Regions from separate parts of the Homo sapiens genome. Here region 2 is linked to region 1. Evidence: chromatin loops called from intact Hi-C (ENCODE). Cell type or tissue: dorsolateral prefrontal cortex. All regions are shown on one strand. Links, peaks and the distances in the headings refer to the core of each region. The heading gives the core; the rest is flanking DNA. Region 1 has its middle 59 kb from the start of CRAT37. Region 2 has its middle 33 kb from the start of VPS33B-DT.

Evidence for each region. Hi-C counts contacts between places; a loop is a spot of excess contacts. Peaks named below come from ENCODE experiments on the same cell type or tissue, not always from the same donor. Only the 100,000 strongest peaks of a DNase experiment are listed, where the experiment ranks them.
Region 2: a loop joins it to region 1, with 2.9 times the contacts of the local background. A loop is called at or near these places in 7 of 110 quality-filtered maps.

What each region holds. Positions count from the first base shown.
Region 1 is chr15:91,518,806-91,526,327 of GRCh38, forward strand. No RefSeq gene overlaps it. Among named protein-coding and RNA genes, the nearest start is that of CRAT37, 59 kb to the left of the region's middle. In dorsolateral prefrontal cortex, for the core only: CTCF peaks have their summits at 4,001 (motif pointing left) and 4,205; no DNase peak of the experiment used is centred there; H3K27ac peaks cover 918 bases.
Region 2 is chr15:91,052,255-91,059,776 of GRCh38, forward strand. No RefSeq gene overlaps it. Among named protein-coding and RNA genes, the nearest start is that of VPS33B-DT, 33 kb to the left of the region's middle. In dorsolateral prefrontal cortex, for the core only: CTCF peaks have their summits at 3,784 and 3,983; a DNase peak (open chromatin) is centred at 3,817; H3K4me3 peaks cover 773 bases; H3K27ac peaks cover 448 bases.

The DNA.
Region 1 (7,522 bases), core at 1,329-6,328:
TTCATTGCTATCCTTTGAAATATCATTTGTAATATACTGGCAATAGTAAGTAAATGGTTTTCCTGGGTTCTGTGGACTGCTCTGGCAAATTAGTAAAGCAGAGAAAGGGGTTATGGGAACCTCTGATTTGTAGCGAATTAGACAGAAATTGTGAGTAAGCTGATGATGAAAGAAAAACTTCAGCTGAATTAAAATTAAAAGCGATTAATTGAGCAATGCATGATTTGCGAATTGGATAGCCTCCCAAGCCAGAGTAGGCCCAGGGACTCCAGCTCAGCCACATGGTGGAAGAAGATTTATGGACAGAAAAGGGAAAGTGATGGACAGAAAACAGAAGAGAGGTACAGAAACGGGATTGGGTATAGCTCTGTGTTTGCCTTATTTAAACATGGTTCAAACAGTTGGGCACATTTGATTGGCCAAAACGTGGTGATTAGCACAAGAGTAGGCTACAATCTGTTTACACCTCCACTTGTTATAGGTCACAATGTACAGAGAAACCTTTAGGCCAAACTTAGAATATGTAAGGAGGCAGCTTTGGGCTAAACTTGATTTAACACTGGGAACCTACTACTGGCAATTGATACCCAAAGCTGGTGACAGTCTTGCGGGACTGAGCCCCAAACCTCTAGGTTGTCTACTAACTTTGGTTAGTGTTATAATTGAACTGAGTTGCAGGGCACCCCGCTGGCATTGGAAAATTGGTCAGTGTGGGAGAAAACCCACACACCTGGTCACAGAAGTATTGAATGTTGGTATAGAGAAAAAGAGTATTGGTATAGATTTTTCCTGTATCACAGTAAGCTTGCTTTAGTATTTGAAAATCAAAAAATATAATTTATTATAACTTAATAAAAATTAAAACCACATGACTATGTAAATAGATATAGAAAAAGTATAAAATTCAAAATGAATTCATGATTAAAAAGAGTAGAAGCTTTAAAATAAAACTAAAAATATATTTTGGACTAAATGGCTCACCATACTAGGCTTAGTGAGGAACACAGAATCTTCTCAATGGTTTATGCTAAGTTGATGTTGATTTGATACCTGTATTTAAAAAGTGAACTTTGATTCTTACATTTACCACAGAGAAAAATATTTTAAGGTGGAGTATAGATTGTGACCTAAAGCAATTACGCTTTAGAAGCAAACAAGGGAAAATAGTTTCATGATACTGGAATAAGCAAAAAAGTTTTAAACAGGGCATGAGATGCGCTAACCATAAAAGAAAATATTGATAGAGATTTCTTTAAAATTTATTAAAAGGCACTATTACTGGAGTGAATTGGCAATTCCCAGAGAAGATGCTTGTGATAAATACATCCAAAACAGGACCCATATCCAGAATATATTTTTTAAAACTCCTACAAATCAATTATAAAAAGATAGCCCCTAAAATGGGTAAAAGGCTTGAATAGACTTCTCAAGGTAACATATCTGAATCCCACCCCCTCAATACATAGAGAGATGTTCAACATTGTTAGTGATTAGTAAAAACAGATACTAAAACCACAGTGTGATAACATCACATTATCAGAAATGTTAGTCTTTCTACTAGAAAGGCTAACATCAAAAAGCTGTTGATACCTGGTGTTGGTGAGACTCTAAACAACTGGAACTCACTCATACTATCAGAGGGAGTATTTAATTGCTACAACCACTTTACAAAACTGTTTTTCAGCACCTATCAAAGCTGAATACATTTCTACGCTATGACCCAACAGTCCTACTCAGCAGAAACGAATACTTAACGTTCACTAAAAGACATGTTCAAGGATGATGAGAGAAGCTTTATTCGTAACTGTCTAAAAACATTTTGAGACAGGGTCTCACTGTGTCTCTGAGGCTGGAGTGCAGTGGTACGATCATGGCTCACTGCGGCCTTGACCTCCTGGGTTTAAGTGACCCTCCCACCTCAGCCTCCCAATCATGCCCAGCTAATTTTTATATTTTTTGTAGGGACAGGGTTTCACGATATCGCCCAGGCTGGTCTCAAACTCCTGGGCTCTAGTGATCTGCCTGCATTGGCTTCCTAAAACATTGGGATCACAGACATGAGCCACTGCCCCCAGGCCATAATTGTCTACATATGGAAGTAACCCAACTTTCCATCAAAACTGTAATAGAGAAATAAGTTGTGTTGTATTTATACAGTACAACTACACACAGCAATGTAAAAAACCTACTGATAAACATAATAACATGGATGAATCTCACAACTATGTGGAGTGAAATGAGTCAGAGATAAAACATCACATAGCGTATGATTCCGTGTATGATTCTCAAATACAGTCAAAACTATGGTGATGGAAGTCAGAATGGTCGTTAACTTCAGGGGCAGGATGCTGACTAGGTGTGGAGTGTAGGGAGCCTGTGTCTGTAAAGATATAGAAGAGAACTATTCTAGTCTTTATCTGTCTGGTGGTCACACGACTGGACATTTTACTTAAAAACTCATCAGGCTTCTAAGATTTGGTAATTTTATGATACATTTTATTTATTAACTTTCCTAAAATTATAACTCAATTTTGAAAGTTACTTTCAAACATAGAGGGAGAAGATGGTTGGGAGACCTGAGTAGCTGTGAAGCGGCTACATTGTCTGGGGTATATGCCCTGGGGTTCATTGTCAGGTGACAGGAAAATTTAGAGCACAGACACACATGAGTTTAGGAGTGGAGGTTTAATAGGCAGAAGATAAGAGAAGGAGAAATAGCTTTCTCTATAGACAATGGGTTCTCCGAGCAGAAAGGACCAGTGGGTGGTGGATATGCTGAATTTTATAGTCAGGTTTGAGGAGGCGGTGTCTGATTTACGTAGGGCTCACAGATTGGTCCAATGACGTTTACATAGTGCACGGGGAAGCCTGTTCACCCCACCCTAATCTTATTACACAAATGGGCTTTCCAGTTGATTGGGGACATCTTGTCTGCCTCTTACTGTACACGTGGTTGACAAAGGGAAGATGGAGCCACCATCTTGAACATGTCTAGTTCTTAGTTCCTGCTGGCATTCACCCATGCAAGCTCCCAGCTTGCTTGTCTATGTCTGCAGCTCGACTTTACGGGCTGCTCTTTGTTAGAAAATGATTTGGGGCTGCTTTTCATTAAAAAGAATAGCGTTACTGAGGATTCCCATACCCTTACTGTCTGCCTAAGTGATTTCTTCTTCACTCCTAAATCAGCTGGAGCCTCGATTAGATCTGTAGATATTAACACAGGGGCAGCTTACCTTAATACTGCAAATTCACTGCCTGTTACTTCTGCTCCTATCCTATGTGGGAAACAGAAAAATGTTACAGCTCAATTCCTCCTCACCTCCTTTTGTTAGTTATTTAGCAACTAAGTGATGATGAATCATTGAACTAAGATTGTTTTCCAGACCACTGCATACTGAGGTTATATTAGTGTATTGCAATTTTCTGAATATATGATCTGTTACTGTACTTCTGTCAACTCCTTCTAAATGTAGTTACATAGTATGAGTCAACTCTTTGAGTTTTCTATTTAAAACTGTATGTTAATGGAGTCACTTTAGGTATTAGTAAAAAAGGTCACTTGAATTTTGACGCTTGGTCCAGTGTTTCCAATTTTATGGTCCAGATTTGGCAGACCAAATCGGCCACCATTTCTCTTTTTGGAAAAGCAGGTAGTCTTTTGCCAGGAGGTAAAATGCCAGCCACTCTTCGTGCAGATAAAGTTCTCTGGGCTACAAACTATTCAGTTACACTGCTTCAGAAATATTTGTTTTTCCTGGAGAGGTGTGGTCTTTCTCTCTGTCTCAAGCACCACTGCAATATTCCCAAGAGTCTTTCCCCAAGTTGAAAAAAGAAATAACAAAAAATGCAACTTACAGATAGCCTATTCATGTAAATTTCCAGATACCAAAATACATTCCCACTCTGATTCACTCAGGGCAACTCTTTCTCCCTTCTTACCAGATTCTAAGTTTGGATGCTCTGGGTCAATGGTACCATCTGGTGCTTGAAGTGGGGAATTGTTCTCATCACTGTATTTTCTCTACAACTTTTTTCTTTTTTTACCCTCCAACAAGATGATGCCCAGATGAGGGTGCTCTCATTTCGTTGGTCTTTCACCATTTTCAACTGTGCCAATTCAGTGACTCTTTCCCTCAGACTTGCCCCTTGGCTGCTGGGTCTCAGGAATATGTTAGGCAGTGGCATGAATGTTGAACAACACACTTTGTTTCTGCCTTTACCTTGCTCTCTTTCTTTCAAGTTTCACAAAGTAACCCCTTAAAATGGTCGCACCTTAACCTTGAGGTCAGGAGACTGAGGGTGAGAGAAGTCAATAGGCTTTCCTTCCTGTCACACACAGGCAGAACCTGGGCTGACACAGGAGCCTGGGTTGTTCACAACTGTCTTGGTTAGACAACTTGGAGAATCTGGGGACACACAGAAACCAAGAAAAATCTATGGTATTCATTTTCAATCATCTAAACTTTCCTAGAGAATTTGGTAATACTTCTAAATGCAAGTAAGTGAAGGCACTTTTGTTTTGTTTTGTTTTGTTTTGAGATAGAGTTTCGCTCTGGTCACCCAGGCTGGAGTGCAATGGCATGATCTCAGCTCACTGCAACCTCTGCCTCCTGGGTTCAAGCGATTCTCCTGCCTCAGTCTCCCGAGTAGCTGGAATTACAGGTGCCCGCCACCACGCCTGGCTAATTTTTTTTTGTATTTTTTAGTAGAGATGGGGTTTCACCATGTTGACCAGGCTGGTCTCGAACTCCTGACCTCAGGCGATCCACCCGCCTCGGCCTCCCAAAGTTCTGGGATTACAGGCGTGAGCCACTGCACCTGGCCAGCACTTTTGTTTCATAAATTTATATTAGTTTGGGTTTCCTAATGTGTGGGCTCATTTGATGTGTCTGCCTTATCTTTCTTCCTTTTTGTGTTTCTGTATTGGACCCTCTCTGTTGGTCTGGGAAGCAGATGGTCTTTGTCAATTGACTCATACCAGACATTTGAATTTCCCCTACAAGTATATCTATGCTCAGTGACTTTTCTCTGCAGACCAGAATAATATTTCAGCATCTCTATGCTTACAAATGATGCACCAGATGGATGCTTGAGCAGAAATGATATATAGATTCTTATTACATAAATGACATGCAAGATACAGAGTCAACTGAAGTTAGGTCTACTGTGATTGTGCTTGATTTATCAAATTAAAGGGGCTCTCTGGTTGGTTTGTCTATAATTCTCTTTTTTTGCCTTCACTTGATCATAATTTGGTGAGTTTAGAGAAAATGAATTTCTGGATTGCTTGAGTTTTGGCCTGCATGCATGAACCCGTTCAGTAACCGCTTGATGACTACCTACTATTGCTAGGTATTGGGAACATAAAGTTAATGGCATGCAGTTTTTCCATGAGCTCAGTTGGTGATAGACCAGGAGCATCGTCATCTTCGACAAACACCACCACTTTTAAGTTCCAGCTCCCTTTCTAGCCTCATGCATTTCAAGGAAATCACTTCTCTTCAAGCAGCCAGAAAGAGTAGACAGGAAAACACAGATAAGACAGCTCGGGCACAGAGAGAGGTTGGGGGAAAGTCTTTTGGGTAACTGCCAAACTTCACCTTCATACAATGGGCCCCAGTAAAACAGTGGGCCTTAATAAGCACATTCCTTTCCCTTCAGGTGCACTAAGATAGGGAAGCTAAAAGCAGACTCAGGTGGGGTATGCCTGCATCTGCAGAAAGATGTATGGGAACAGACACACAACTCTCCCTCCCAGATAAGCACAACAAAGAGACACAGAAGCAGTCCAAGCTTCTGATAAACTCTCCCACCCCGAATCCCTAAAAACTCAGTCTGTAAGAGAGCATGCCTCTCACCTAAGTCGGCCAGAAGCCCCTCTCAGGTTTGTTTTTTCTAAAATAAATCTGTCCTGACTGGCAAGCCACCTTTTTGTGCTTCTTTCCTCTTTCTTTAATTCTTATAGTTTGAAAGAGAGACTTGTGAATAAATAATTAAAGAAATATGATTAGTTAAAAAATATAGGTATGAATAAATAAAGTTTTATGAGATATAGAACAAAAAGGAGTTTAATTTTACCCAGTAAGGTCAGGGAAGACTTTGTAGGACCTGATAGCCTATATATATATGTACACCTGTGTGTGTATATATATATACACACATACATATATATATGTATATAATTAGTTGAAACTATGCAGACAGAGAAGGCAACAAGCATTAAGGTGAGAAGGTGCCCCAAGTAAAGACCACTAAATCCTTGATCAACTAAGGTCCTTTCTTAGCATATCAAATGTACTACCTATTTGTATACTACAAATATATGGACTGTTATTGATGAAAATGGAAATATGGAAAGAACCATTTAAAATAAATGATGGTTTTTACTTTACTAAGATCAAGTATTTAATGATTTAGTGCTTCACTTAAGGAATCAGAATTGTGCTTTGGGGAAAGCTTAGCATTTAAAATGAAGAAGAGAAATAGGCGTGGATAGCAGGGTCAGTGAGAGATTTTTCAAGACTGAAAATCTCTGGGAGAGAAAGAACAAATCCAGAGATACACTTTAGTGTGCATTGCTCCATTCTATTTGCCTCCTTGGCAGGAATGTCACTTGTGGTTTATTTTCTAGACCCATGATATATGGTCCCTTTGCTCACAGCCAGTTAAAGGGAGGTGGGTGCTGAGCAGGTAAAATTCCATGTATGCCAAAGTCCCTCGGGGTTGGGAATTGGTTCTATCCACCCTGTGTGGGGGCACATAGATTTTAGCATACCTTGTATGTTATATTGCATCAGCAGCTGTTTCTGGATATGTTGCAGGTTTCCTCCCAGCCTCTGGACTACTAGATTTTTTGCATTTCTTCCTGACACCAAAACTGGTTTCCCATATAACATCCCCTGTAGATTGTGGGAGCTACTTCCCACTATATTCCTTTTTTCTGTTTATTCTCTATGGGTGATTTTTTTCCGTGAACCTATTTGAGGCAATCATGGAATTTGATGGGGAATACTTTGCCCCTGCTCCCTGATACTGTGCAGATGAATTAAGCCTTCCAACTTATCGCTATAACACCAAGCCTGCACTGCAGAGAAGCCACTCACACCCTACCCCTCCCAACACTCTGGCATTATTCTTAGCTCCAGTCCCAATCTGCTGGCCTCAAAGCTTTTGAAAAACACTTTCCATGTGCTCTCATTCCTCCTGGCTTCCTGCTTACGGCCCTGCTGCTCTGTCAGGCTCTGTTTCTTTGCTTCTTCCTACCACCACATGCTGCTCTTTAGCCATCCTTTTAAGCAACTCATCCAACTGAGCCATCCCTGGGACTATCTCTAGACTGGAGGCCACTGTGGGGGCACCCTCATAAGATTTTCTCTGGTCCTTGCTGCAAAGACTACTGTATATATCAAATGATGGCCATAATAACGAGGGCTGTCTGTGAGGGGCTTTACGCACATTATCACATTTAATATACACAATGTATTTTAGGTTATTCATAACCATTCTCACTTTTTACACAAAG
Region 2 (7,522 bases), core at 1,491-6,490, 470 kb before region 1:
CTACTGATGTGGTTTGGACTGAATGTTCCTGCACAAATCTCACGCCAAATAGTAATCCCCAGTGTTTGAGGCGGGGCCTGGTGGGAGGTGATTGGATCATGCAGGTGGGTTATATCCAGTTATATCAGTCCTTCTCCAGTTATATCACCATTTTTGTTCCTCAGTTGTTACCAGCTTAACCTTTCTCATTTCGTTAATTATTGACGCTATCACTTCTTTCCCCATTTTGTACCATAAATGGTTTAGCACCACCCTTTTGGTGCTGTATTGGTGATAGAGTTCTCACGAGATCTGGTGGTTTAAAAGTAAGTAGCACCCCCGTCCCCCACCCCATCTCTGTTCTTCCAGAGGCTGTTTGAAGTGCCTCTGTCTCCCTTCACCTTCCGCCACGATTGGAAGCTTCCTGAAGCCTTCCCAGAAACAGAAGCCAGTATGCTTGCTGTACAGCCTGCAGAACCACGAACCAATTAAACCTCTTTTCTTTATAAATTACCCAGACTCAGGTATTTCTTTATCACAGTGTGAGAACCGATTAATACACTCACCCACCAAGGGCACTCCTTTTTCCTTTCTAGGATAGCTATAGGCTTAAATAAATGGTTCTCCATTTCTAAAGATTTTGGGCAGGGTAAAGAGTCTGTTCTCAGACTCCTGGACTGTAAGACTCAGTTCAAATGTCCCTGTCTCTGTTGTCTTCCCTGACCAATCCCTAGTGACTGAGTGCCCGTCTCCTTTTCACTGCGGGTCCACTGTGTTCTCTTCAGGTGCAGTGTTGCTGCTTTTGTTTAGAGTCCATCTTCCTCATGAGACTGTGAACCCCTTGAGGGAGAAGATTGTGCTTTGTCTTTGATCTGCTGTATTGTACATAGTGAACAGTGTCTGTTTTCAAATTTTAAGTTAATTTAAACAACATCTTTAATGGCCGGGCGTGGTTGTTCACCCCTATAATCCCAGCACTTTGGGAGGCTGAGACAGGCAGATCACTTGAAGCCAGGACTTCAAGACCAGACTGGCCAACATGGTGAAACCCTGTCTCTACTAAAAATACAAAAATTAGCCGGGTATAGTGGTGCACGCCTGTAATCACAGCTAATCGGGATGCTGAGGTAAGGAGAATCGCTTGAACCCAGCAGGTGGAGGTTGCAGTGAGCCGAGACCGTGCCACTGCACTCCAGCCTGGGCGACAGAGTGAAACTCTGTCTAAACAAAAACAAAAACAAAAAAACACACACAAAAAAATCACCAAATTTTAATAATTATATACAGTTAAAAAAAGTCAAACAAATAAAAGGTTTATAAACCTTAACTTCCCCCTCCTAGTCTTAGTACTGCTCTTCAGAAGGAAACACCTCTGTTTCAATTTTTAGTCCTCTGACTCTGAGTGTTAATTAGCTTCTCTAAGTAGTAAAGTTGTACTACTACACCACCAACCCTGTAGGGCTTTATCTACTGGTTTCTGCTGTGGTTGATGAGAATTTAGTTCACCTGTACCACCACCCACCTTTCCTGCTCCAACTGGTTCCAAGCCTTCACCCCTCCCTAACCCCAGGCCCACTGCCATGTGACTTTGCAGCCCTGCCCACTTGTGTATCCCCAGATTTTGACTTTGGGCTTAGCCACGTGATATGCTTTAGATAATGGGATGTTCTCAGGTATGATGTAAGTAGGGGTTAGAAAAGTGCTTGTGGGCCAGGTGCGGTGGCTCATGCCTGTAATCCTAGCACTTTGGAAGGCCGAGGCAGGTGGATCACTTGAGACAAGGAGTTCAAGGCCAGCCTGGCCAACATGGTGAAACCCTGTCTCTACTAAACATATAAAAATTAGCCGGGCATGGTGGCACATGCCTGTAATCCCAGCTACTTGGGAGGCTGAGGCAGGAGAATCACCTGGACCCGAAAGGCAGAGGTTGCAGTGAGCCATGATTGCGCCGCTGCACTCCAGCCTGGGCAACTGTGTGAAAGAGTGAGACCCTGTCTCAAAAACAAAAGAGAGAGAGAAAAAAGAAAAGTGCTTGTGCAGTAGGGTCTGTTCTGTTGTACCTCTGTCATCATCTGGCTAGCCTGCTGGTCTTGGGAGGAGCATAGAAAATGTAGGGCAACACCATCCCAGTCACTTATAGACTCATATACAGAAGCAAAGCAATCTGGCCAGACCCAGCGTAGATCAGTTGAATTATAGTATGTCTGCAGATGGATGAACAATCATAAATGACTGTTGTATCAAGCCACTGAATTTTTGGGTACTTTGTGATGCAGCAGTAGCTAACCAATACATACCACAATCTACCTTCCCAGCCCCCCTCTTCCTTCTCCAGTTATATCATCATTTTTGTTCCTCAGTTGTTACCAGTTTGACCTTTCTCATTCCATTAATTATTGATGGTATCTCTTCTCTCCCCATTTTGTATCATAAGTTTATTTTCACTCCTCTTCCTTCCACCTCCACTCACCACTTTCCTGATTTCATCAGGAAATTCCAACAGCTGATTTCCATCAGGAAATTCCAACAGCTGATTTTTGTCAGCTACATCTTAGCTTTTACACAGAGACGTCTGATTTAATTAACATTTTGCTTTGTAACAGAATTTTTGGACACCTGGTGCTTTCTGAGTCCATAAGGTTTCCATGGAGGAAAATTGACAAAAGATTCTTTCAGAGAAAACCCACAATTTCCCATTAACTAGTTTAGTGTGTTTTCCTTCCTTGCAACCAAATCATCCCAGATTAGTATACCCTCAGTCCCATCAAAGCTCCTGGGGACCAAAATGTCAGCAGCAGTAAGACAGAACGGCAGGATGAGACTTATTTGCATTGAGTTATGTTGGGTTGTTAGCTGCGGTAATAAAACCCTGGGATGTTTCCTCTCTGACAACTCTTTCTATTGTCACAAACATTTGTGCTAGTAGCAGATGGATAGGTCACATCAATTTAATGTAACTACTGTACTTTACAAGGCTCTGTCTTCATTAACAAAGATCAATTAAACCAAGATCGGCATTATGCCCAGGAAATCAGTGTGACATTTAACAAGAAGGATATTCTCGATGGACACACTTTGCCATAATTTTTTTTTAACACATATAATAAAAAATTGGAGGTGAAAACGAGTAGATATTTTGTAAGGTTTAGGCTGGAGATGGTGATGTTGGAACCTGGAATTCTCAATTGGTAGGAATGCTATCCTTGGGTTTGAGGAATCTCAGATCTTTCCTGACCCCTCCACACCTACATGGGCCAGAGAGTGTAATGAGGGACCCTTCCCTTCTGCGGACATTCATTCCTTTATTTCCCCCATATTCTCTGGAATCATGAAAAGAACCTGGATTTGAGAGTAGACAGTTTTACATTTGAGCGGCCACTTTACCATGACTTTGCAAGTGGAACTTGGGCAAGTTCCTTAATGTTTCTGATCTTCAGTTTCCTCAAATAAGGAAAATAAATAAATGCCTAATAGGTTCTGCTGTGAAGAGTCAATGAGCAAAGCATCTCATATGCCTGAGTCATAGAGAGCACATAACAAAAGATAGCTCGTTTTATTCTTATTATTCATCACCTTGAGACACATATTTATCTTAATATTTAACTTAGCTCACTTTATTATCCCATACCATTTGTAGTGAGAATGTATTTTTCCCCTGCTATCCTTTCTTCTGTGATAACTCCAACGTCTCTCCTCCCTCAGGGATATTCCTTGATTCTTGGATGCTGTCTCCTCCAGCAGAGAAAACCGGAAGACAAGGGTGTCCCAGAGTTTTGGCTGTTGTTGCTTGTCCTAACACACGATGGCACTGTTGAAACAGGCAATCTTGCCATTGGGTGCCATCCTCCCGGTACAATGCCCAGGGATCTTAGGGAACCAGGCAGGCACCTGCGTGGAATATAGAGATCCGGCAGCAGCTGCTACAGCCCATCTCAGCCTTGTGGAGAGATCACTTTTATTTAAGTACGGCTTGTGATGGAAACAGACCTGCAAGCCTATTGTGTGTGCAGGAGGGATCCTCACCCTGGTGTACCCGCCCGTGTCTGAGACTCAGTCCCACTTCCTTGTTTAATTGCTCTGAGCTTTGAGTTGACACATCCAGAAGCTCCATGATAAGTGATTTCTCTCCATGCAGACAGCTACCGTCATACTCAAGTAATTCGCATTCTCCTCTCTGGCAGTATTCACGTGCAGGTTCCTGCCACAAAGACGCCCTTGTAGGGAACCAGCTCTGAATAAAGCTTGGAAAACTCACACCTCCCTGGGCACATCTCTGCCCAGATGAGTTCCTTGGACCTGCATGTTTCTGCCCACACTCATGAAACCTGGTCTGGAATTAGCTGTCAGCGCTGAAGGAATGTTGGCGTAAACATCACTCGTCCACTTTCACCTTTTAACCAAATCTCAGGACTTTAAATGCATTGAGGGTGTTTGCCATGGGAAGGAGGGGCATGAAGAGATACCCAAGATAAATGGTTTAATCGAGAAAACAAATTGGCAAACTAGATGTATAACATGATCCCATTTCCCTGTTTTTTCTTTTGCACTTCTCTATTGTCTGAATTTAATGTATTTTACAAAGTGTATGAATTAGTTTTACATATAGGAAAACATGACAAAGATTTAAAAAACCACCCTATTCTGCCAGCAAGTTGGTTGGAAATAGAGGCTTCAACTGAAAGAAAAAAGTAGGGGGATAATGTGGGGTCTTTATCAGTATTGCTTTTGGAAAAATTGAAAAATCATCAAAATTATTTTTTCTAGTGATATATGACCCAGAATCAAATTTTAAAAGATTCTTTCTTTCTTCCTTCCTTCCTTTCTTTCTCTCTCTTTCTTTTCTTTCTTTCTCTTTCTTTTTCTTTCTTTCTCTCTTTCTCTCTCCCTCCCTCCCTCCTTTCCTTCTTTCTTTCTTTCTTTCTTTCTTTCTTTCTTTCTTTCTTTCTTTCTTTCTTTCTCTTTCTTTCTTTCCTTTCTTTCTCTTCTCCTCTTCCTTCCCCTCTCCTCTCCTCCCCTCCCCTCCCCTTCTCTTCCCTATCTTTCCCTTCCCTTCCCTATCCTTCTGTTCCCTTCCCTATCCTTTCTTTTCCTTCTTTCTGCAGTCTCACTCTGTCACCCAGGCTGGATGAAGTGCAGTGGCACGATCTCGGCTCACTGCAAACTCCTCCTCTTAGGTTCAAGCAATTCTCCTACCTCAGCCTCCATAGTAGCTGGGACAAAATTATCTTTTAAATCAGCACAAAACAAAATTGATAAGGTAATATAAAAGCATATTGTGAGCTGGCCTTTGCTTCCTTAAAATGATTTCTGAAGAGATCAAAACAATTTCAAGGAACAGGCATAGTGGCTCACGCCTGTAATCCCAGCACGTTGGGAGGCTGAGGTGGGAGGATTGCTTGAGCCCAGAAGTTTGAGAACAGCCTGGGCAACACAGTGGGACCCCATCTCTACAAAAAATAAAAAAACTAGCTGGGCATGGTAGTGTGTGCCTGTAATCTCAGCTACTCAGGAGGCTGAGGCAGGAGGAGCGCTTGAAGCCTGGCATGTCGAGGCTGCAGTGAGCTGAGATTGTGCCACTGCACTCTAGCCTGAGTGACAGGCAAGACCCTGTCTCGAACAAAACAAAACAAAACAACACAAAACAAAACAAAAGAAAACACCAGTATCAAGGTCTAACAGTAACCATACACTAAGGACAACAGCAGAATCAGGCAAGAGCAAATGGTGTTTCTATGTACTTGTGGCCAAGAAAGATTTCTGTGCTTTCTTTTCATGTAGGCTTCCTTCTTCTGTTTTTACTTTTGATCAAGTGGTTTATATTTGATTATGCCTCCACAATGTAGAGCGTCTGAGCAGCATCTCTCTATTTAGTTAGAGATTAAAAACTGAAGAGATGAAGGAAATTGACATTTAATGAATATCAACTGGTACTGAGCACTGGGCCAGTGACTTTACTGCCTTTATGGCGCAGAAGCCTATGTCCAAGAGGGGTTAAGAGCAAATTCAAAGCTGTTGGCTTTTGAAGACACTTGACCCTTGGATCCTGCATCTGTGAACTTGGGAACTGCAAATATGTATACTTCTTTATGGAAGGGAAGAATTCAAATTTTTCCAAATATATATTCAAGTCTATTTTAGCTGCATATGTTTTCTGTATTAATTGGGTGATGTTAGCTGCTATAGTAGATTAACACCACTTCTCAAGGATTAACACGAACAAACATATTTCTCTCTTAGTTTCCTGGTCCATACTGATTGGCTACTCAGAGCCCAGGTGCCTTCATCCTGTGGCTCTGCCCTCTGCTAAGTTCCCAGAGTTATTTTCATTCAGCAGATGGGTCAGGGAGAGTGACTGTGTGGAAGACACGTATGTTTCTTAGTCATTTTGACCTGCAGGAGACAACAGCACAGCATCATTCCCTTGGTGAGAGCTAGTCCTGCCTAGAACTGGGGCTGGGCAGCCCCTTCCCACAACGACTGTGCACGGTGGAAGGGATCAGTTATCTTTGATGGTCAGCCAATCGTTTCTACACGGGTATACTCATGACTCAAATCAACGATTCTGGAAAAATGTAATTTTTAATGTCCTCAAAGTCACTTTCCAACTTCAGCAGTGAAAATGGCAAGAAAGAGAGGTCATTTGGAGTCCACTCAGAGAGAAGGTCGAGATTCAGATCAGGCGTTCTGGAGCTTCCTGTTTGTATTTGCACAAGCAAACTATCTCCAGACCCAGTATCTCCTCAGCAGGTTGGTCAGAGAGCAGGCAGAAGCATATCTATCTGTCAACAAATTCTTTAAAAAGGTAAAATTCCTCAATGGATTGTAGTAACGCAAATGTAATATATGTTTCCAAATATTGTTAGTGTAATTGGACACCCATTTGTGTGAGAAGTAGCTATACTTTTAATATGCTGCTGGTGGAATTTTTAATTGGTTTAGCCATTGAGAGAACACACTGGCATCATATCTTAGAGTTGAAAATGGAGGCATCCTATGACCCAGCAATTCCATCTGTACCATTGATAAGGATTTTTTTTTTCCCAATCAGCAACCCTGGATGACCAAATAATGCAAACAACTGCGTGTATGAATGACTCCGAGTGGTTTCATTTTTTTGACAAGATGATATCTTAAGAGCAGGAAAAAATCGACCAAGTTCTTATGAGAGAGAAATAAATTCTTCCAGCATGCTGCTATCAGTAGCTGAACATGCACATTGGCAGCAAGTTCTAAATGATGGAGACCATCACGCTGTTTGCCTCACGGACATTCTCTGAGCAAGTCTATTCAAAAGTCAGAATTTGATCAGGTAAAGGTATCTGTGCAAAGAAGAATCAATGCAGTACTATCTCACGTAGTCTCATGGGATGGAAAACATGAGAAGGAATCAACTTTACAGTGATATTTTAACCAGTATCTATATATTTTTATCAACAGAAGTATTGATTCAAGTAGAATGGAAATGTTGTAGAATGTATCTGTTGTAGGAAAAGTGGAGATTTGTAGGTAATATTTTGCTTCTCAGACTGGCTATTTGAGTGAC